Regions from separate parts of the Homo sapiens genome. Here regions 1 and 3 are each linked to region 2. A link is a loop called in an ENCODE intact Hi-C map of the cell type or tissue named here. Cell type or tissue: heart right ventricle. All regions are shown on one strand.

Region 1 (8,000 bases), 210 kb after region 2:
AGTTCCTCATCTCCATCTGAGACTACTTCAGCCTGGACTTCATTGTCCAAATCATTATGAGAATTTTGGTCAAAAGCATTCAACAAGTCTCTAGGAAGTTCCAAACTTTCCCACATCTTTCTGTCTTCTCTCTGAGCCCTCCAAACTGTTCCAGCCTCTGCCTGTTATGCAGTTCCAAAGTTGCTTCCACATTTTCAGGTATCTTGATAACAGGGCCCCACTCTCCGCAGTACCAATTCCTCTTTTAGTCCATTCTCACACTGCTATAAAGAAGTACCTGAGACTGGGTAATTTATAAAGGAAAGAGGTTTAATTGACTCACAGTTCCACATGGCTGAGTAGGCCTCATGGAACTTACAGTCGTGACAGAAGAGGAAGCAGGCATCTTCTTCATAAGGCAACAGGAGAGTGTGAGTGTGTGAAGGAGGAAATGTCAAACACTTATAAAACCATCAGATCTCGTGAGAACCCACTCACTATTATGAGAACATCATGGGGGGACCACTCCCATGATCAAATCACCTCCCACTGGGTCCCTCCCTTAACATGGGGATTATGAGGATTACAATTCAAGATGAGATTTGGGTGGGGACACAGCCAAACCGTTTCAGATGGGAACACTGTTTCCCCAGTGATTGACAGCATCTGACCATGGATAGAACTATGTGTACTTAAATATGGTTGTGGACATCTTGTCATCCTTGCATAATCTCTTCAATGCTTTGCAGCTCTGCCCACCTGCAGTACAAGATGTGCTTGATGAATGCTAGGGAGTGATTCTGGAGCAGCATTTCCTGCACAGTCCCAGTCTCTATAAATCTGTCAATGGCAGAGTTTTTAACCTGCATAGTGAGGACCTTCTTGGGTTGGGAGGAGTCATCAGAGGGAAAGTAAGCCAGAAAGTTATCCAGTTTAACCTTCAACTTAAAATCTAGGGTTGAAGGGAAGCTCTGCTCACAAGGACTAACAGCTGAGCATTAGTGGAGAGGCCACTATTGGCAAATAGACCCTGCCTTGTCGTATTGGCCCAGGTAGCATTAGAAGGCAGGTCTTGAGGATTCTCAAACTGGAGGAAGAAAGATATGCTTCACCTGCTTATTTGGATCTGTTTATTTGAAGTAGAATTGCTGGCCCTGATGTCAAGAACCTGCAAAGATAAAACCTGGAGCTCTTTGAATAGAGCTACTGGAGAATGAGTCTTGGCGTCCTTTCGTCAGAACCTGAAAGAGTATGAGAGGAATATTCTCAGATAATTCTTTCAAGGATATCTCAAGTCAATCTTTTTCCTAGCAGCCAGAATTCCCCCATTCCACACTGAGAAGGATAGAATGGTTTTGGTAGAGAAAAAAGAGGCCAATAGTAATGGATGTGGGCTTATTCCCAAACAACTAAGTGAGCCCTATTCTCTTTCAGCTCAAGAGTATAGATTCAGGTTAATTTCTAAGACTGATTTTTCCAGAACACAGCTCTTGGAGTAAACAAATTTGCTGAGGACAAACAACACCTCAAGAATGGAGCTGCACTGGGCCTTAAGGCCCTAGGAAGCCCCATTCACATTGCATTCTATGTGAACGGTGCCTTCTGGAGTTGTGTAACACAGAGACTCTTTTAAGATCCCTGGCACTTCTATTATCTAACACAATGACAACTTTGTCAATATTCAGCTTTTGAGAGAGGGGCATATTGTTATAAGTAAGGGTATTGAGGAAACAGATATCGGAATGTGGCATCCTAGTTTAAGGGCAAAAGAAGCCTGGAATTAGACTATGCTCACTGCATCTCTCTCACTAAATGATTACATGGCTTTGTCATCCCATTCTATTTGTTTTCCTCTTGCCAATTCCTTTTTCTTCTCAGTCAATATAGCCAAATCCTCCATCTGATCTTTGAATTTTGGAGTTCTCCAGGGCACAGTCCTTGGTCCTCTTTTCTTCTCATCAGGGATGTCATTCAGTTTCACGGCCCCAAGTAATATTCCTATACTGAGAGAATCCAAATGTGTATTGCCAAGCCTGAGCTCTCACCTCTCTCTTCCAGACCCATAAAATCCCCTAGCCCGTTCCTCTTCTCTATTTGAGGGTCTCAGTCCTCTCAAACTTGACATTTTCACATGTAATCTTATCATCTTATCCTTCTGACTATACAGTTTCCTCATTAACTCTGGCACCTCTTTCCCACACCCTCCACAGCCATCACTAAATCCTCTCCTCAGAACTAAACCTAAAAGTGGTTCAGTTAGCTTCATCTTCTTCACTGCTAACAATAATCCAATCCATGATCATTTCTCACGTGGATTAAGGTGAGAGCTTTGTTGTGACCTCCCAACATCTACTGCAGCCCCACTGTGATCCACTATCACATGAATGTAAAATTAAACTTTGACTTTTAAATTAAAATTTGAGTTAAAATTGTAGTTTTTATTATGTTACTCTCCTTCTCCAAACCCTACAATGGACTGTGTAATTAAGGACAACTGTGAAAATATTTGTTTAATTGTGATAGATGCTGCAAAATACAAGAATAAGATGTCTGGGCATATATAGTGAGGGATCTCTAAGGGCCTGGATGACTAGGGAAGGCTACCCATTCCTTTTAGGACAGTGTGCAAGACCCTTACTCTAGCCCACAAAGCTTTGCTTGATATAGCCAAGTTCAATCTCTATTTCTCCAGGCTCATCTCATGTCACTATTTCTCTCAATGCACAATTCTCAACCTCATTGACTCTTTCACATCCTCAAATATACCAACATCTTTCTTGACTCAGGCCTTTAAACACGCCCTTCCTTTTGCCTGGAATTTCCTCCCTTGTCTTATTCACCTGTATAACTCCTATTCATCCTTCAAGTTGAAGTTCAAATGTCACTTCCACAGGAAAGCCTTCTCGGACCATCTAGGCTTGGTGATGTCTCTCTGTTATATGTTTCTAAGGCAGATTATAATTTTGTTTTATGGCAATCACCAATATTGATATAGATACTTATTTATGAGTGAAACATCTGCCTCCCCTCCAGACTAAAACCTCTGTGAAAAAGGATCCATATGTGTCTGGTTCATTGCTATATTTCCAGAACACACAATAAATACCGATTGAATGAACCAGAAAAGAAAGGTGAGTTAGGGCTCCCACCCGTAGGATGGCCTCCAGAATGGATCAGAGCAACTCACAACAGGGATGGATCTGGAAGCAGGCCTTTTGGCAAAGTGTTGAAAAGAGGTTGATTCAAAGTGGTGGCCACCAATTAATCTAGTGAACAAAGCTGAGTCTTGATACCTAAGCCTATAGGAGGAAATTATCTTCATCTAACAATTTCCCTAGGTAAGCTAAAAACAGAAAGTGCTCTGGATCCTTCGTTCCCCTTCAGTTTACCCTTTCCTGTCCCATGTTTAAGGAGCTAAGTCTGAAGGCAGGCCAGACTCATTATGGGGCTGGTTGGGAATTAATTGAATGACTGCTTTTCTGGCCAACGGTAAGTCTGATATGACTTAGCAAGGAGGACTCTCTTCTATCAGCATGATAGAAGATAGGGCCTGAACTGCAACTTGGTCAGAGACATGGCTCAGCATTTGAGAAGTAACTTGCTTTCATTCAAAATTGCTCCCCTATAGAGGACCAATAAAAGGATGTGCTGGATGACAATGGTAGGGTAGGGTATGATGAAGGTCATGGGAGAAAGACCTTGGTATGTCAGAAAAGACACATACCACAGAACTATTGTGCTAAAGAGTGACTGTCATCAGAAATCTTTAAGCTACACCCACTCCTGAAAGTGGATGGCTCCTGCCACCTGCTGGATGAGCATATGGAATGCGAGTGGAAAGGAAAGGATCATAATGAACTAGAACATAGAAAGAGCAGGCTGTGAAAGTTGGCAGCACAACAGGTATGGAGATAATGAGAAGAAACCATCCAGTTTCAGATTGTTTTCAAGAATTCCTGATTGTAACTTGATCTGGTGGCCCAGCTATGCTATGGAACTTGTTTCATGGCTGTATGGAAGGGCAAAGAATGATGTCAGAAGAAAGAAAAGCAATGCCATTTCTCTGCATCTTTGGCGAGCAATTTGGAGCTATTTTTGTGTGATGACTTTGCATTAAGTTTCCTAATTCTCAGTGTGGAAGGTCAGTATGATTGAATGAGAGCTGACCAGCAGTGCTATAAAATTCCACTATTTATTTTCTACAGCTTGATAGCACCTTCCTTCACTCCCATGGAGAAGCAAGCTTAATTTTGTCATCTCACATGCTAGTTAACAAATATGGTAGATGCCTTTTCTCAGTTTTTTTTCTTTCAGTTCTCAACAGCATGGAGCCCTATTCACCACCACTCCTGGAAGCTTTCTCCTTCCCTTCCCTTCTCTGATCTTCTGCCTTACTACTTTTTCTCTTGTCTCTTTGAGTGCACAATGGAATTCTTTCCAAGCTGTTCCTCTTTGCCACACCCCCACTGCAATGGGCTGAATGTTTGTGTCCCCTCAAAATTCATGTATTGAAACTCTGATCCCAATGTGATGGTATTAGGAGGTGGGGCCTTTAGGAAGTGCTTAGGTCATGAGAGTAGAGCCCTCATGAACAAAATTAAAGCCCTTATAAGAAGTCAGAGAGCTATCCACCACCTAGGAGTACAGCAAGAAGCCAGCAGTCTGCAAGTCTAAGGGGGGCCTCATAGAACCCTGATCTCAGACTTACAGCCTCCAGAACTGTGAGAAATATGTTTCTATTGTTTATAAGCCACCAGCCTATGGTACTTTGTTATAGCAGGCAGCCAAACTAAGACACACACCCTATCAAATATTTCTTGAATTCAGTACTTAAGCCTCTACTCATTTTAGTCTATCCTCTCTGCCTCAGGATTCTCTTTCCTCAAACATTACTTCTAAGCACATGACTACTAGATGTCTATTGTTGTCCTCACCACTGCCTTAAATTCCAGATATGCATTCCCTTCTCCATGCTGAACATTTGCTCCAGTAAGTTTCTCTGTCAACTCATTATCAGTATAACTAAATCAAAATTCATCAAGACTACCCAAAATGTGCTTACATTCCTTCATATCTCAATGCATCCCACTACCATGTCCCTAGATATTCTAGGCCCTCCTTGACCTTCCAATTGTTCCTTGGATGTCTCTTCCCTATAATTTTTCAGTTACTACTTCCAGGTCTCAAATTTAGATCACAATCATCTCACGTTTAGATTAATCCAATAATATTCTAGGGGTGGTTTTCTTTCTCTGTCTCCTCTTGTCTTTCCTTTCTTTGCTGCCAGATTAACCTGATGCAGATGCCTTTTGGGTCATATTTTTGGTCAGTTCTAAAAGGGCCCCACTACTTTATATCTTACTTGGTGGTCAAGGCTTTCCTGGCCCCAGTGAACCCCTTCAGCTGTATTTCCCATTACCCTCTTTCTTCCAGAAACACTTACATCAAAACATGAACTGAAAGATATCAGGCTTCCCTTTATTTTGCAAATTGCACAAAGACTTTTATACCATAAATGTGACACCACTGACACTGCATAATCTTGCCTCAATCCATCCATTCATTTGTCTGTCCATCTCTCTGTCTATGGATGCATGAAACTATGATTCCATCCACATACCTATCCAAGAAATGTTTGGAGAGTGTCTATAGGCCATGAACTAAACCAAAGTGCACACCCTATTAAAAGCTCCAATATCATCCTGTGAGGCAGGGCAAGGGATCCCCTGAAGGGACCTTCCTCCTAATTTCAAAACTGGTCCTCTGTTGTCTCTTCTGAGCCCAGTCACCTACTTTGGAGATTCTGTGACATGTTTTCACCACGACCTACCTCGTCAAGAAAAGCTGTCATATACAACCATGTTTTCATGCATCTTTCTGGATGCTGGAGCATGGAGTTCTCCCCACTGCCAATACCAAACACTACAAAATCCCCAAATGATTTAAGTACTATATATCCACTTAAGTGATGCTTCTCAACTCACATGCATCCTGGAACAGGAAGTACAACATCTAAACCCTTGTTTGAAGTTGTACAGTTTTTTTTATGTCAAATCTTCATATCTTGGTTAAACCTCCCTCTCTGTTGTAAAACCGTGTCTCCATCCATTCCTTCATATGATTTGTCTGTAAGTATTTATTCAACACCCAATTACCTGCCTTCTGATTTGTCTGGACCATGTTAGAGACCCATGGGACTTCATTTTGCTAAAATCAAAACCAAGTATACTTAATTTGCGAGGTCATGTTACCAATTACCTGCCTTCTGATTTGTCTGGACCATGTTAGAGACCCATGGGACTTCATTTTGCTAAAAACAAAACCAAGTATACTTAATTTGCGAGGTCATGTATGCCATGGTAAAAATGAAGCTCTCCATTTCTCTCTCATAAAGATTGTGCTGGGTGCCCACTGGGGCATGAGGATCAAGAAGACCTGTAATAAAGCTGTTGCTCACAAGCAGAGCCTGTGGGTCTGATACAAAGGAGCCTGAGGTTCCAGTATTACTGGGCACAAAACTGTCTTGGTCTGTGTTTCCCTTCTGAAAAGACAGATGGTCAATTTCCACTCTGTGGAAATCTTGGGCATGTGGCTAATGTTCTAAATATATAAAAATGCAACCCATGCCTTGGACTCTCTCCATCTGTGATAGGCATAGGAGTCCCAACCAAGATACTTCTTTGTGTGGGAGCCAAGTAAGACCACTAGAATCTCCCACTGGAGTCCTCCATGTAGGTTCTTGCAAGATGCTCTGACCCATAGGGTCACTAGCAGGATGTGTGGTTGCTGGGATAATTTCTAGTTCTTCATCCTTGTCCCAAGGCAGCTCTTCCTATATGGGAGAAAATGCCCATATGAGGTGGCTCTTCTTTCTTGAAATAGATTTTTCCAATCAAGTTATTTGGTTTCCATCTGAAAGTCTGTCAAAAGAGCAGGAAACACCAAGCTGTGGTGTTGTGAGAAGATTATCCTGTTGGCCATCTCTATGCTTAACAGTGTCCCAGAACGGCTGCAAGGTCCTTATGCAGAAAGCTCGCACTAGACTTGTTCTGTCCCCTGGAGAGTGGCCTCATTTCCATCTATCCTTGGCATATGAGAACATACCATATTGGAAGCCTAAAGTATATTCATTCACCTATGTTGGACATGTTTGAAAACATGGCTACCACATGTCTCTGTCTCCTGAACACCTGTGCTGAATAATGGAACCAATCTCAGGGACTGAAGGGACAAAAATATTGGGGAAACCAACCAGAGAAAGGGCCTGACAAGCCCATTACTACATTGTGTATGTGTGTGTGAGTGTGCGTGTGTGTGTGAGTGCGTGTGTGTGCGCGTGTGTGTGTGAGAGAAAGAGGCAGCATTAATGAGAGAGAGAGAGAGAGACAGTTCTGATCATTATGCAGGAATCTAGGGGCCATTTCTGAGAGTGTATATTGATAAGTAATAGATAAGAGCTCAAATCAAATGGCACTTACCAATGTCCAGAATGTCATATCCTGAACAAAAACCAAAGAAATACTCAGGGCCAGGAGGGAAGATGACAGCAGGGCCACGAAGCAGGGCTGAGACTTTTGGTGGAGTGTTAGTGCAAGTTGAATTGAACTCAACTATGATTGGAAAACTGCAAGAAGTTTCACAGACTGATCTATCTGAATAAAGGAGCTGGCCATGCCTTTTTCTTCTCCAGGTGTCCTACATAAAAAAACAACCTACTGAAATAACTTATTTCTCTGGATTTCAGGTTCTACCTTTCTGCATTACATTAAGCTAGTTAATATAACCATCACCTCAAATATTTAACATTTTTGTTGTTCAAACAAAATTAGAAATTTACTCTTAGTGATATTAAAAAGTACAGAATGCAATCATTAGTTATATTCGACATAATCATTAGTTATATTCGACATACTGTGCAATTGATCTAAAATCAAGCTTATTCCTCCTGTCTAATTGAGGCTTTGTACCCTTTGACTATTGTGGCCCTATTTCTCCAACCCACCAGCCTTTGGTAACTACCA
Region 2 (8,000 bases):
CTGTCTACATATTGCTAGCCAGTTTTCCCAGCACCATTTATTAAATAGGGAATCCTTTCCCCATTGCTTGTTTTTGTCAGGTTTGTCAAAGATCAGATGGTTGTAGATATGTGGCATTATTTGAGGGTTCCGTTCTGTTCCGTTGGTCTGTATCTCTGTTTTGGTACCAGTACCATGCTGTTTTGGTTACTGTAGCCTTGTGTATAGTTTGAAGTCAGGTAGCATGATGCCTCCAGCTTTGTTCTTTTGGCTTAGGATTGAATTGGCAATGCGGGCTCTTTTTTGGTTCCACGTGAACTTTAAAGTAGTTTTTTCCAATTCTGTGAAGAAAGTCATTGGTAGCTTGATGGGGATGGCATTGAATCTATAAATTACGTTGGGCAGTATGGCCATTTTCATGATATTGATTCTTCCTATCCATGAGCATGGAATGTTCTTCCATTTGTTTGTATCCTCTTTTATTTCCTTGAGCAGTGGTTTGTACTTCTCCTTGAAGAGGTCCTTCACATCCCTTGTAAGTTGGATTCCTAGGTATTTTATTCTCTTTGAAGCAATTGTGAATGGGAGTTCACTCATGATTTGGCTCTCTGTTTCTCTGTTATTGGTGTATAAGAATGCTTGTGATTTTTGCACATTGATTGTGTATCCTGAGACTTTGCTGAAGTTGCCTATCAGCTTAAGGACATTTTGGGCTGAGACGATGGGGTTTTCTAGATATACAATCATGTCATCTGCAAACAGGGACAATTTGACTTCCTCTTTTCCTAATTGAATGCCCTTTATTTCCTTCTCCTGCCTGATTGCCCTGGCCAGAACTTCCAACACTATGTTGAATAAGAGTGGTGAGAGAGGGCATCCCTGTCTTGTGCCAGTTTTCAAAGGGAATGCTTCCAGTTTTTGCCTATTCGATATGATATTGGCTGTGGGTTTGCCATAGATAGCTCTTATTATTTTGAGATAAGTCCCATCAATACCTAATTTATTGAGAGTTTTTAGCATGAAGGGCTGTTGAATTTTGTCAAAGGCCTTTTCTGCATCTATTGAGATAATCGTGTGGTTTTTGTCATTGGTTCTGTTTATATGCTGGATTACATTTATTGATTTGTGTATGTTGAACCAGACTTGCATCCCAGGGATGAAGTCCACTTGATCATGGTGGATAAGCTTTTTGATGTGCTGCTGGATTAGGTTTGCCAGTATTTTATTGAGGATTTTTACACCAATGTTTGTCAGGGATATTGGTCTAAAATTCTCTTTTTTTGTTGTGTCTCTGCCAGGCTTTGATATCAGGATGATGCTGGCCTCCTAAAATGAGTTAAGAAGGATTCCCTCTTTTTCTATTGATTGGAATAGTTTCAGAAGGAATGGTACCAGTTCCTCCTTGTACCTCTGGTAGATTTCGGCTGTGAATCCTTCTGGTCCTGGACTTTTTTTGGTTGCTAGACTATTAATTATTGCCTCAATTTCAGAGCTGTTATTGGTCTATTCAGTGATTCAACGTCTTCCTGCTTTAGTTTTGGGAGGGTGTATGTGTCGAGGAATTTATCCATTTCTTCTAGATTTTCTAGTTTATTTGCGTAGAGGTGTTTATAGCATTCTTTAATGGTAGTTTGTATTTCTGTGGGATCGGTGGTGATATCCCCTTTACCATTTTTTATTGCATCTATTTGATTCTTCTCTCTTTCCTATTAGTCTTGCTAGCAGTCTATCAATTTTGTTGATCTTTTCAAAAAACCAGCTCCTGGATTCACTGATTTTTTGAAGGGTTTTTTGTGTCTCTATTTCCTTCAGTTCTGCTCTGATCTTAGTTATTTCTTGCCTTCTGCTAGACCAAATGTAGATTTGGTCTTTTCACATAGTCCCATATTTATTGGAGGCTTTTTTCGTTTCTTTTTACTCTTTTTTCTCTAACCTTGTCTTCTCGCTTTATTTCATTAATTTTATCTTCAATCACTGATACCCTTTCTTCCACTTAATTGAATCGGCTATTGAAGCTTGTGCATGTGTCACGAAGTTCTCATACTGTGGTTTTCAGCTCCATCAGGTCATTTAAGGTCTTCTCTACACCATTTATTCTCTATAGCCATTTGTCTAATCTTTTTTCAAGGATTTTAGCTTCCTTGCAATGGGTTAGAGCATGCTCCTTTAGCTTGGAGAAGTTTGTTATTACCGACCTTCTAAAGCATACTTCTGTCAACTCATCAAAGTCATTCTCCATCCAGCTTTGTGCCGTTGCTGGCAAGGAGCTGTAGTCCTTTGGAGGAGAAGAGGTGCTCTGGTTTTTAGAATTTTCAGCTTTTCTGCTCTGGTTTCTCCCCATCTCTGTGGTTTTATCTACCTTTGTTGTTTGATATTGGTGACCTACAGATGGGGTTTTGGTGTAAATGTCCTTTTTGTTAATGTTGATACTATTCTTTTCTGTTTGTTAGTTTTCCTTCTGACAGTCTGGTCCCTCAGCTGAAGGTCTGTTGGAGTTTCCTGGAGGTCCATTCCAGACCCTGTTTGCCTGGGTATCACCAGCGGAGGCTGCAGAACAGCAACTATTGCAGAATAGCAAATATTGCTTCCTGATCTTTCCTCTGGAAGCTTTGTCTCAGAGGGACACCTGCCTGTATGAGGTGTCAGTCGACCCTTACTGGGAGGTGTCTCCCAGTTAGGCTACACGGGGTCAGGGACCCACTTGAGGAGGCAGTCTGTCTGTTCTCAGAGCTCCAACGCTGTGCTGAGAGAATCACTGCTCTCTTCAGAGCTGTCAGACAGGGACATTTAAGTCTGCAGAAGTTTCTGCTGCCTTTTGTTCAGCTATGCCCTTCCCACATAGGTGGAACCCATAGAGGCAGTAGGCCTTGCTAAGCTGCAGTGCCCAGTTTGAGTTTCCCTGCTGCTTTGTTTACCTACTCAAGCCTCAGCAATGGCAGATGCCCCTCCCCCAACCAGTCTGCAGCCTCACAGGTCAATCTCAGACTGCTGTGCTAGCAGTGAGCAAGGCTCCGTGGGCACGGGACCCACCGAGCCAGGCACTGGAAAATATCTCCTCGTCTGCTGGTTGCTAAGACCATTAAAAAAGTGCAGTATTTGGGCAGGAATGTCCCGTTTTTTCAGGTACAGTCTGTCACAGCTTCCCTTGGCTAGGAAAGGGAAATCTCCCGACCCCTTGCACTTCCTGGGTGAGGTGATGCCCTGCCCTGCTTCGGCTCACCCTCCATGGGCTCCACCCACTGTCCAACCAGTCCCAGTGAGATGACCCAGGTATGTCAGTTGGAAATGCAGAAATCACCCATCTTCTGCGTGGGTCACGCTGGGAGCTGCAGACCGCAGCTGTTCCTATTCAGCCATCTTGGAACGGGATCCGCAATCCATATTTTGAATTCTTTATCTGTCATTTCAGACATTTCATTCTGGTTAGGATCCGTTGCTAGGGAGCCAGTGTGAGCCTTTGGAGGTGTCAAACTGGATATTTTACTGTTGGAGTCCTTGCTCTGATTCCTTCTCATTTGAGGGAGCTGTTGCTTCTCATTTTTGAATTTCCTATCATTTGAATGGGGCCTTTTAGCTTTTTAATTCTTTTTTTTCCCCTTGAGGGTATGACTGGTATATGTTGTGTAAGACTGACTGGCTTCATTTCCGATGCTTTCATGGGGCCAAGGATCTGTATGGGCTCGTTTGTTGTGGTTAGGTTCTGGGGAGAAGCATTCTCAGATTCTGCTTATTGTAGCCATGTAGTTTTGTTTGGTGGTGCAGTTCAGGATGCAGTCCAGTAGAGGGAGCGAAAGAGTGAGAACCAGTATGGTGCCCAGTGGATGCACCTGCCCTGACAGGGATGGCAGAAAGAAATTGTGTTGGGGTGTGCTGAAAGTCTCGGGATGGTGGCGGGGCAGGGAAGGAATGTGGGGGAAGATGTGCACCAACTCCTTTTCCTGGGCCAGCAGAAACACTATCCACTTCCCTATCAAGCCCCAGTTGCAGGACTCGTGACCTTCTATTTATAAAGGCTTTGTCCTTTGGTTCCTGCCATAGTGCGGCTCTGGCCTTAGATCCTGCTCTCTAATGGTTACCACTAGAATGGGGATGGGGCAGAGCCTCTTCCCCTAGTCCAGGACAGGCAACTCTACACTCTGACCGTTGTTGCCGGGACGCTGCTGCTCTGTGTAGGGTGGGAACTTGGGCCCTGCCCTTCTAGAAAGCCTCAGCAGGCGCAGGCTCACTTTCAGCTAGGGTAGGGCCACCGGAAAAACACAAAAAGCATTTTCTTTTAGTGCATGCTCACCGGGACTCCTGTAAGAACCGCCACTCACTCGGGAACTGTGTGTTGGGACGGGGGTAGGGACGGCGGTGCAGGGATGTTGGCAGAGAGAGACGGTGTAGGGGGAGAGGGGGAGGGGTGTTAGCAGAGGGAGGTTTTTTTGGGGGAAGGAAGGGGTGCTGGAGGAGGGATGTGGTGGGCATTATTGGCGGCGGGTGGGGAGGGGTGTTGGCCAGTGGGGGTGGTGTGTGTGGGAGATGACACTCTCTCCAGGCCCATTCCTGGGCGTCCATGCTGCCCCCTTCAGCAGTTTGTGCTGTGTCCGCATTTCCTTTGTCCCAAGTGGGACCCCCTCCCTTAGGGGCGGACCGCGTTAAGGATTAGATCTCCAAGGGGCCACATGTCCCTGGGGAACTACTGGTTCCTGGTGCTTGTCAAAGTCAGAATGATGTGAAAGCAAAATAAAAACTTGGGGCCCCGATTCACTGCACCAAAAGAAAAAAAAAATAAGCTGAAAGCTGAGTCATGCAAGAAGTTAGCTTTCCTTTTGTTCCTAAGCAGATAGCTACAGATAAAAGGTGGATACTCCGTGTTCACCTTATCATATGTAAAGTGCTGATTTACTGAGCTCAAGGTTAATACATAATTGACTATTCCTCTACCTGCTCCTTTTCTCTTGCAACATGTGAATTACCATACTCTCCTTTTCCCCTCCAGCTTGCTTTTCCCCTTTAAATACTGAAGACTTCAAAATCATCTTTGGAAAAAAACACAGACCTCTCTCCCACCCAGGTCCTTAACCTTGGCAAAATAAAACTTCTAAGCTGATTGAGACTTGTCTCAGATACTTGTTGGTTTACCATGGGTAATGGGGTATGTTTGCAGGTGGTCTGGTGGTGCAGTGGCACTACCCAGCAGTGGGGCTTTGGGGCAGAGGGGCTTTGACAGTCAGCAGATTGCCAGACGGGTGAGGGGAGCAGAGAAGCACTCCCATTTACCCTGTCCACAGGGCTCTGAGATCCTCAGGGATCTCAGCCAGGCTCTTGCTGCTTTCTTTTCCTGAGCTCCAGCTTCTTCCTGTGGGTACTCCTAAAGGTCCTGGCCCTCTTTCCTCCATTTTCCATTCAAAAGTTGTCCATTCACAGTAACTTTGATCTTCTTTCTGAAGAGAACTGGCATGTCCCTAGTCAATCATCTTGAAACCTCTCCTACTGGTCTTAAGTCCTGTTCCTTTCTCTCACCCTCTCCTCTCTCATAGATGATCTTGCCCACTTTCAGGCCTCAGTCTCTATTCACATGCTAATGAGAGTCCTCTGCTCCTGTGGTCAGCCCAGATTTCTCACCTCTGGACTTATTCTGTTTGAATGTCTTATAAATAATCTAAGCACAGTTTCTCCCCTTGACGAGCCCCTAATCCCGTCCCCTTCCTAATGGGTTTTTGTGCTGTTGACTGACAACCGCATTGCATCAAGCAGGAAGTAGCCTGGAAACCACCCTGGACAACTCCCTCTTTCTCACCTCATTCCCTCCCCCACCTCCAGTAAGCACCCTTATCTTCTGGATTCTACCTCACTGACTCAGTCTCTTCCTTCTGCCCTGGTAGCCACTGCCCCAGTTCAGGTCTTGCCTTCCCTTACTTGTACAACTAGGTGCACCAGCCTCCTCATACACAGTCTTGGGCCCAGCCTCTCAGCCTCCACATCCATGACATAAGCAGTCTTTCTAAAACAAGACTTCAGCTAGGGCCTTTGATTTCAAACAGTAAAAACTAATTCTGACTAACCAAAGCAAAAGGAAGTATAATGCAAGGCTGTGGGAGAGCTCACAGAATCAAAATCTAGGTTGACGGCATGAATCAGCTACAGCTATTTTCAGTTCTCAAGTTACTTTAATGAAAATTCAAATTCCAAGGAAGAAAGTCTACTTGTTCCCACTTGTGTCACTGGCCCTCCCTTTTGCCAGAGGAGTTCTAGCACTTCAATTGACTGTCCCACTAAGACTGCATTAAAGAAGGGGGTAAGGGTATAGATATTGGGCAAACAAACCCCACAGATGTCCACTACAGTCCACTGCTTGGCTGCCTGAAGTCTGCATCTGCTCACCTTCTCATATACACAAGATCAATAATACTTCCACTTAGCATGGCACACCTTTTCAGCAAAAATGGCTATTAATCCAAGACATTCAGGTGATGCCCATTCCACTTCTAGTGTTGCCCTAGGCCACTTTATTATTCTCCAAATTATGGACTAAGTAACAAATTTAACTACTTCCAACACAGCTTATGTAATAGTGAAGAGGACTGGTGAAAGGGCTAAGGAGTAGAAATAAATGGAAGAGATTAACTAAATTTACAGTAAAGAACATAAACACAAGTATTAGTTCCTGTTGCAGTTAACATGGCTGCATAATAAATAATCCCAAAGGTATTAGTCAGCGTTCTCTAGAGGGACAGAACTAATAGGATAGATGTATATATAAATGGGAGTTTATTAAGGAGTATTGACTCACATGATCACAAGGTGAGGTCCCACAATAGGCCGTCTGCTAGCTGAGGAGCAAAGAAGCCAGTCCAAGTCCCAAAGCTGAATAACTTGGGGTCTGATCTTCGAGGGCAGGAAGCATCCAGCATGGGAGAAAGACGTAGGCCAGAAGACTAAAGCAGTCTAGACTTTTTACGTTCTTCTATCTGCTTTTATTCTGACAAAGCTGGCAGCTGATTCAATTGTGCCCACCCAGATTGAGGGTGGGTCGGCCTTTCCCAGTCCATTCGCAGTAACTCATATGTTAATCTCCCTTGGCAACACCCTTACAGACACACACAGGAACAATACTTTGCATCCTTCAATCCAATCAAGTTCACACTCAGTATTAACCGTCACACCAAATGTAGTGGATTAAAACACTGACAATGCTGTCAAATATGGAATTTGGGTAGGGCTTTTTAGGAATAGCTAATCTCTGCTTCTCTTGGATTCCACTGGGGTTGCTTAAAGGCAGGAGGCTAGGATCATCTGAAGGCTCACTCAATCACATGTCTGCTAGTAAATATTGGCTGCCACCTGAGACCTGTGCTAGGGCTGCTGATTGCAACACTCATATGTTCTCTTCATGTGGCCTGAGCTTCCCTGTAACTTGGTGGCTGGTTTTCAGGGTGAGCATTCCAAGAAAAAGAGGGAAAGAACCGAGAAGAAACTGTACCTTTTTGATGACCTAGTTTAAGAACTCACTTAGCATCATCTCCTGGGTGCTCTCTCAGTTGGAGGGGTCACAAGCCACCCAAGTTCAAGACGAGAGGAAACAGACTCCACCTCTTTGTGTGAGAATGACAAAATGATCATTTTGGGGAAATATATTCTTCCACAATTACCCTGTTATTCAACTTTGCAACATGTTGGAAAGCTTAGCTGTACTGCCTGGATGGTTTTGCAGTGTCTTCTACTAGGCATCATGGTAGCACAAGCTGCACCCCTAAAGATCCTCTGGGTCCTGTCCACTCTCTTGCTTGCCTCTACTGTCATAAAACAAGCTTCTTATCAATCATCTGGCTGCCACCTTATTTGCTCTTTGCTTGTTAACTCTAAATGCATACATACCTAATGTCCTCAAGTGTAAAAAAGAGATAATCATAGATAGCTTAAAGGGTATGAATTATCAGTTAGATGGGAAGAATATTTTTGAGATTTATTGCACAACATGGTTAATATAGCTAATAATGGAGTTTTCTACATTTCAAAATTACTGAGTGTAAATTTCA
Region 3 (8,000 bases), 450 kb after region 2:
ATTATAAACAGCATCAGTGTTGTCTGTGATTTATTCAGTGGCTTAGGGTGCAGCTGTTTCTGGAGGCTGTGATGAAGTTTTGCTGGAGATGGTGTGCCAGGTGGGCCAGTCCACAGGTCCCACTGTTGGCAGCAACTGGCTGAGTATGCCTGTCCTTTGGCTCAGTATGGCATATATTAGCCCTGGTGTTAGCAGGTCCAGGCAAACTGATTCTTGGGCCTCCAGGTCACTTGTTTAGGTGCTGGCAGTGGCAGTGGTGATCCAGGCAGATGGGCAGGTCCTCAGGTACCTGAGCAGCAGGTGTGGCACGTGCGATGGCAGTAGCATTGGCAGTACAACTCTCTGGCTCCCAAGTAGTAGGCACTGGTGTTGGCAGTGGCTGCAACAGGCTGGGCAAGCCAGTCACCAGGACCACAGGTGGTGCATGCCAACTGTGGTGGTAATAGCAAGTTGGATGGGCATATCCTCTGGATTCTGGGAGGATTTCTCAGGTATCATTGGTAGTGGATGGGCCAGGGCAGTCCCCAGACTTCCAGATAGCATGCTTAGGCACTGAGAGGGTAGAGCCAGGCTGGGTGGTACGATCCTCAGGCCCCTCCGTAGTGCATGCAAGCAGTGCTTGTGTTAGGCATGGGCAGGGTGACACCCAGCCCCCCAGCAGAATATTCTGGTGAGGGAAACAGTGGCTATACTTTGGTCCTGCTCTTAGGGAGGGTGGGGTTGCTTTCAGTGGCAGCAGTTACAGGCAGGTGGCTGGGAAGTGTGTGTGTTTCAGCCCCAGGTGGTGGCTATGGTCGGGCAGCCTGTCCTTAGGGTGCTTGTAAATGCATGGCAGCCCCATTGCTGTGAGGCAGGCTTGCTACCAGTGGCTCATGCATCAGCCCTAGTGGCAGCAGCCAGCAGCAGTGGTGGCCATGGATGGGGGATGTCAGTGAGGTTCTAGGAATGTGGAGATACAGGGGCTATTGGGCCCCAGGGCAGGATGCAGTCTGGTGGGGGCTGGGCTCTCAAAATGGCACCTTTGTTTAGCTGCTTAGGACTCAGGGGGCTGTGTAGGACCCAGTGTGAGCTCCCTCTCTGAAGCAATGCCATCACACAGTCTCCAGATAGCTCCCTATGTTAGTCTCAGGGTCCATGAGGGCCGAGGGGCTCTCCTATGGCTAGGATTGCAGGTGTCTACGGTGGGAATGTGGACCACTGGGGATGTCTCACTTACCCTTTCCCCACATTAGGAAGACTCTCTGTGCTCCCAGCTGATCCTAGCCAAGCAGCCTGCCTTGCTTCCCGCTCCTTCCTTCTTTTAGGTGTTTCCTGTCATTTCTTTGCTGAATTCCAGTGTTCTCTCTTAGATGATCTGCTCCAAATGTGATTATCTACTCATTGTTTTAATTATTCTAAACTAAAAAAGAACTTTAGTTTAGAAGGAGGTGAGTACCAGATGCCTCTAGTCAGCCATCTTGAAGCCAGAAACTTCTCTCCAGAAGTTAAATACAATCCTGGTGAAAAGTAGAGGGTCACAGGAGAAGGGGTCTATAAATAGCTAAAATTTTATAAGTTTCTACCATCCAGTTCAGTAGAGATGGTAAAAGGGAAGATCAGTGTTAAAGAAAGCAAAGAAAGTAACATTTCTTACATTCTTAAGTTGGTGGGCTTTATTTTGAGCAAATATTTATGTAGGTAGGCTTAGAAATAGTTATAAGTAGAAAAGCCAACATATTTCATTTTTAACTTTTATTTTAGGTTCACGGGTACATATGCAAGTTTGTTATATAGGTAAACTCACGTCACGGGGTTTGTTGTACAGATTAGTTCATCACCCAGGTACTAAGCCTAGAACCCAATAGTTGTTTTTTTCTGTTTCTCTCCCTCCTCCCAACCTCCACCCTCAATTAGACCCCAGTATCTGTTATTCCCCTCTTTGTATCCATATGTTCTCATTATTTAGCTCCCACTTATAAGTGAGAACATACGGTATTTGGTTTTCTGTTTCTGTGTTAGTTTGCTAAGGATAATGGCCTCCAGGTCCATCCATGTTCCTACAAAGGACATGGTCTTGTTCTTTTTTCTGGCTGTGCAGTATTCCATAGCATATATGTAACACATTTTCTTTATCCAGTCTACCACTGATGGGCATTTAGGTTGATTCCCTGTCTTTGCTATTGTGAATAGTGGTGCAATGAAGATACACATGCATAGGCCTTTGTGGTAGAATGGTTTATATTCCTTTGGGTATATACCTGGTAATGGAATTGCTGGGTCAAATGGTGGTTTTTTTGTTTTGTTTTGTTCTTTTGTTTGTTTTGTTTTGTTTTGTTTTTTAGCTCTTTGAGGAATCACCACACTGCTTTCCACAATGGTTGAACTAATTTACCACCAACAATGTATAGGCATTCCTTTTTCCCCACAACCTTGCCAGCACCTGTTATTTTTTTTTTCACTTTTTAATAATAGCCATTCTGACTGGTGTAAGATGGTATCTCTTGTGGTTTTGAATTGCATTTCTCTAATGATCAATGATGTTGAGCTTTTTTTCATATGCTTGTTGTCCACATGCATGTCTTCTTTTCAGAAGTGTCTGTTCATGTACTTTGTCTACTTTTTAATGGGGTTGATTTTTTTTTCTTATAAATTTAAGTTCCTTATGGATGCTAAATATTAGATCTTTGTCAGATGCATAGTTTGCAAAAATTTACTACCATTTTGTAGGTTGTCTGTTTACTCTGTTGATAATTTCTTTTGCTGTGCAGAGGTCTTTGGTTTAATTAGATGCCATTGTCAACTTTTGCTTTTGTTGCAATTGCTTTTGGCATCTTCATTATGAAATCTTTGCCTGTTCCTATGTCCAGAATGGTTATCCCAGCACCAGTTATTGAATACGGAGTTTTTTTTCCCCCCTTACTTGTTTTTGTCAGCTTTGTCAAAGATCAGGTGGTTGTGAGTATGTGGCATTATTTCTGGGCTCTCTTCTGTTCCATTGGTCTATGTGTCTATTTTTGTACCAGTACCATGCTGTTTTGGTTATTGTAGCCCTGTAGTATAGTTTGAAGCCTCCTGCTTTGTTCTTTTTGCTTAGGATTGTCGTAGCTATTCAGGATCTATTTGGTTCCATATCAATTTTAAAATAGTTTTTTTTGGTTCTGTGAAGAATGTCGTTGGTAATTTGACAGGAATAGCATTGAATTTGTAAATTGCTTTGGGCGATAAGTCCATTTTAATATTGATTATTCCTATCCATGAGCACAGAATGTTTTTCCATTTGTTTGTGTCATCTCTAATTTCTTTGAAGAATGCTTTGTAATTCTCATTTTAGAGACTTTTCACATCCCTGGTTAGCTGTATTTCTAAGAATTTTATTTTTTGTGTATGGTAATTGTGAATGGGATTGCGTTCCTGATTTAGCTGTTGGCTAGTTAACCAGCCATACCAATGCCTCAGAACACAAGAATAAGACTCCTACTGCCACCTCGTGGCAGTATACTCTAAAGGGGAGGCTCTCATTAGTTTGGAGTGAAGAAATGCTTTCTCCCTCTATGCCATGCTGTATCATGTCCCTATGTATGTTGTATACTTCTACACATGCCATCTCTTCTAACCAGAACCATCCTTCCCTGAACCTTGTCGATTTAATGGATATTAGGTCTCATTTGTGTGTTATCTCAACCCAAGTAACCATTTCTCTATGAAGCCTTTTCTGTCTCTCCATCTTTCTCAACACAAGTAGAAATAACCTCTTCTTTCTTTGTGTTCCAATAAGCTTAAGTTCCAATAATCCACGTACAGATGTCTACGTGTTACCTAGACCAATTTACTACTGATTTTTTTTCACATACGTCCCTTCTCAAAAACTTAGCTGATCAAACATATGAATCTACGTGTGACTAATCTTAGGGTCTCCAAACTACAAAGCAAAAGGCAGACACAGATTATGAAAGCTCAATGATTGCTCTATGGCATGTTTTATGGATCTATGGAAAAAATGTGTGTATATATTTACATATGTGTGTGTAGATTTACCTATACACACATATATACTCAATTTGTAAATGTTTTAGTCAATTATTTTATGTCATTAATAATTTTTTTACTAGACATGCTCTATTTTGAAATAAGAATTAAAATTGTTAGTATTCCTTTCTTTTTTTTTTTTAACTTTAAGTGCCGGGATACATGTGCAGAACCTGCAGGTTTGTTACATAGGTATACGTGTGCCATGATGGTTTCCTGCACCTATTAACCAGTCATCGAGGTTCCCTCCCCTCGCCTCCCACCCACCAATAGGCCCTGGTGAGTGTTGTTCCCCTTCCTGAGTCCATGTGTTCTCATTGTTCAACTCCCATTTATGAGAGAGAACATAAGGAATTTGGTTTTCTCTTCCTGTGTTGGTTTGCTGAGAATGACGGCTTCCAGCTTCATCCATGTCCCTGCAAAGGACATAATCTCATTTCTTTTTATGGCTGCATAGTATTCCATGGTGTATATGTGGCACATTTTCTTTATACAGTCTATCATTGATGGGCATTTGGGTTGGTTCCAAGCCATTGATTTTTTGAAGGGTTTTTCATGTCTCTCTCTCCTTCAGTTCTGCTCTGATCTTAGTTATTTCTTGTCTTCTGCTAGCTTTGGATTTGTTTGCTCTTGCTCCTCTAGTTCTTTTAGTTGTGATGTTAGGATTTTGATTTGAGATCTTTCGAGCTTTCTGATGTGGGCATTTAGTGCTTTAAATTTCCCTCTTAACACTGCTTTAGCTTCATCCCACAGATTCTGGTATGTTGTCTCTTTGTTCTCAATGGTTTCAAAGAACTTCGTTATTTCTGCATTAATTTCATTATTTACCCAGGAGTCATTCAGAAGCAGGTTGTTCAATTTTCATGTAGTTGTGCGGTTTTGAGTGAATTTCTTAATCTGAGTTCTAATTTGATTGCACTGTGGTCTGAGAGACAGTGTGTTATTATTTCAGTTCTTTTGCAATTGTTGAGGAGTGTTTTTCTTTCAATTATGTGGTTGATTTTAGAATAAGTGCCATGTGGCACTGAAAAGAATGTATATTCTGTTAATTTGGGGTGGAGAATTCTGTAGATATCTATTAGGTCCACTTGATTCAGAGCTGAGTTCATGTCCTGGATATCTTTGTTAATTTTCTGTCTTGTTGATCTGTCTAATATTGACAGTGGGGTGTTAGTCTCCCACTATTATTGTGTGTGAGTCTAAGTCTCTTTGTAGATCTCTAAGAACTTGTTTTATTAATCTTGGTGCTCCTGTATTGGGTGGATATATATTTAGGATAATTAGCTTTTTTTGTTGAATTGACCCCTTTACCATTATGTAATGCCCTTCTCTTTTTTTATCTTTGTTGGTTTCAAGTTTGTTTTATCAGAGACTAGGATTGCAACCCCTGCTTTTTTTTTATTTCCATTTGCTTGGTAAATTTTCCTCCATTCCTTTATTTTGAGCCTATGTGTGTCTTTGCACATCTCCTGAATACAGCACATTGATGGGTCTTGACTCTTTATCCAATTTGCCAATCTGTGTCTTTTAATTGGGGCTTTTAGCTCATGTAAATTTAAGGTTAATATTGTTATGTGTGAGTTTGATCCTGTCATCTTGATGCTATATGGTTATTTTGCACACTAATTGATGCAGTTTCTTCATAGTGTCGTTGGTCTTTATATTTTGGTGTGTTTATTGCTTCTCAGCCTTTTGGCTAAGATCAAGTGTATATTTTGGTGTTTTTTCGCAGTGGCTGGTACTGGTTTTTCCTTTCCATATTTAGTGCTCTTGCAAGGCAGGCCTGGTGGTGATGAAATCCCTCAGTATTTGCTTGTCTGAAAGGGATCCTATTTCTCCTTCACTTATGAAGCTTAGTTTGGCTGGATATGAAATTCTGGGTTGAAAATTCTTTTCTTTAAGAATATTGAATATTGCCCACCCCTCTCTTCTGGCTTGCAGGGTTTCTGCTGAGAGGTCTGCTGTTAGTCTGATCAGCTTCCCTTTGTAAGTGACCTGGACTTTCTCTCTGGCTGCCCTTAATATTTTTTCCTTCATTTCAACCTTGGAGAATTGATTATTATCTGTCTTGGGGTTGGTCTTCTCATGGAGTATCTTAGTGGTGTTCTCTGTATTTCCTGAATTTGAATGTTGGCCTATCTTGCCAGGTTTGGGAAGTTCTCCTGGATAAAATCCTGAAGTATGTTTTCCAACTTGGTTCCATTCTCTCCATCCTTTTCAGGTACTCCAATCAATTGTAGGTTCGGTCTTTTTACATAGTCCCATATTTCTCAGAGGTTTTGTTCATTCCCTTTCATTATTTTTTCTCAAATCTGGTCTCCATGCCTCATTTCAGCAAGATGGGCTTCAAACTCTGATATCCTTTCTTCTGCTTGATCAATTCAGCTATTGATACTTGTGTATGCTTCACGAAGTTCCTGTGCTGCATTTTTCAGCTCCATCAGGTCATTTATGTTTCTCTTTGAACTGTTTATTCTAGTAGCAGTTCCTGTAACTGCTACTTTATCAAGGTTCTTACCTTCTTTGCATTGGGTTAGAACATGCTTCTTTAGCTCAGCGGAGTGTGTTATTACCTACCATCTGAAACCTACTTCTGTCAATTCATCCATTTCATCCTCTATCCAGTTCTGCACCCTTGCTGGAGAGGTGCTGCAATCATTTGGAGGAGAAAAGGCCTTTGGCGTTTTGGGTTTTCAGTGTTTGTTTTGTTGATTCTTTCCCATCTTCATGAGTTTGTCTAGTTTCGATCTTTGAGGCTGCTGACCCTTGGGTGAGATTTTTGTGGGGACTTTTTTTGTTGATGCTGTAGTTGTTCCTTTCTGTTTGTTTTTCTTTCAATGGCCAGGTCCCTTTCTATAGGTCTGCTGTGGTTTGCTTGGGGTTCTTTTCAGGCCCTATTCATCTGGTTCACTCCCACATCTGGAGATGTCACTCAAGGAGGCACCTCCCTTGGCCAGGGGATGGGGGCTCCCCTGGGGGCTCCCCTGCCCTGTGTGGCTCTCAGGTGGGCTGCTGCACCACACTGCTCTTCCTTCCTCTCCATGGGTCACACCAGCCACCTAGTCAGTTCTGATGACAGAACCTGGATACCTCAGTTGCCAGTGCATGATTCACATGCTGCTATGTTTCTTTTTGATGTGAGCCTCCCATCTCCACTGCTTCTAGTCAGCCACATTGGCCCCACTTATATAGTATGTTTCTATTTAGCATTCTGGTAGCTTTGGTGGTAGGTATTCAGCTCTTATATTGTTTATGACTACTTCATAAAATATGCTGTATTATTATTGATGACCCTCCTTATCCTATTTAGTGAATTTAAGTTTAAATTTAATCTTTTTTAATTCTAATATGGCTATATTTGTTTTCTTTTCATGTTTTCTGTACCAGTTACTTGTGAATAGAATATCTAGATATCTTAAGGTATTCGGGAACTTGTTTACAGTTTATATAGCTAGGAAGTACAAGAATAACTGTCAACTACATAGTCCATGCGTTTTCTACTTCTCTAGAGCACCTCAACTTCACGTCTCCAGTGATGTCCTTTATGGCCACATGGTGTTTGACCATGAAGTCTTCCATGATGACTGAACTGGAAAAGGCAGACTGGCCTCACAGTGATGAGTAGCAGATGATAGGTATACAAGCTTCTTCCTTCTTAATTCTGGTGGGTGAGAGTGAGCCATTCTCACCTGTAGAGGTGGGGTGAGGAAGCACAGAGGGATTACCAGACAGAAAAGCCAAGGAAAGGGCAGCAAATGGGGTGCTATCCGGGGAAGGTGAGAAGTCTAACTCCTACCACCACCTGCTGCTCCTGCCTACAATACCCTTCCACCTACCCCACACTCCTCTCCAAATCCAACATCCAGTTCCTGTCTGCCTCCTTCATCAAACCCAGCCTGACAGACCCATTCCAGGCCTCAGCTCTCAGGCCCTGGAAGTCTGACCCTCACTCACAATCTCACCCTGCCTCACTGCCCATGCAACCCAGGGCCCAG

The links. A loop is a pair of places that touch in the nucleus more often than their neighbours do. Peaks named below come from ENCODE experiments on the same cell type or tissue, not always from the same donor. Only the 100,000 strongest peaks of a DNase experiment are listed, where the experiment ranks them.
Region 1: a loop joins it to region 2, with 11 times the contacts of the local background. A loop is called at or near these places in 29 of 110 quality-filtered maps.
Region 3: a loop joins it to region 2, with 5 times the contacts of the local background. A loop is called at or near these places in 2 of 110 quality-filtered maps.

What each region holds. Positions count from the first base shown.
Region 1 is chrX:55,131,153-55,139,152 of GRCh38, reverse strand. It overlaps the pseudogene LOC100421179. Among named protein-coding and RNA genes, the nearest start is that of VCF2, 26 kb to the left of the region's middle. In heart right ventricle, a CTCF peak has its summit at 3,791 (motif pointing left); a DNase peak (open chromatin) is centred at 3,792.
Region 2 is chrX:55,339,032-55,347,031 of GRCh38, reverse strand. No RefSeq gene overlaps it. Among named protein-coding and RNA genes, the nearest start is that of PAGE3, 78 kb to the right of the region's middle. RefSeq lists an enhancer at 4,213-4,714. In heart right ventricle, a CTCF peak has its summit at 3,757 (motif pointing right); a DNase peak (open chromatin) is centred at 3,751; H3K27ac peaks cover 1,822 bases.
Region 3 is chrX:54,887,242-54,895,241 of GRCh38, reverse strand. No RefSeq gene overlaps it. Among named protein-coding and RNA genes, the nearest start is that of TRO, 30 kb to the left of the region's middle. In heart right ventricle, a CTCF peak has its summit at 3,480 (motif pointing left); no DNase peak of the experiment used is centred here.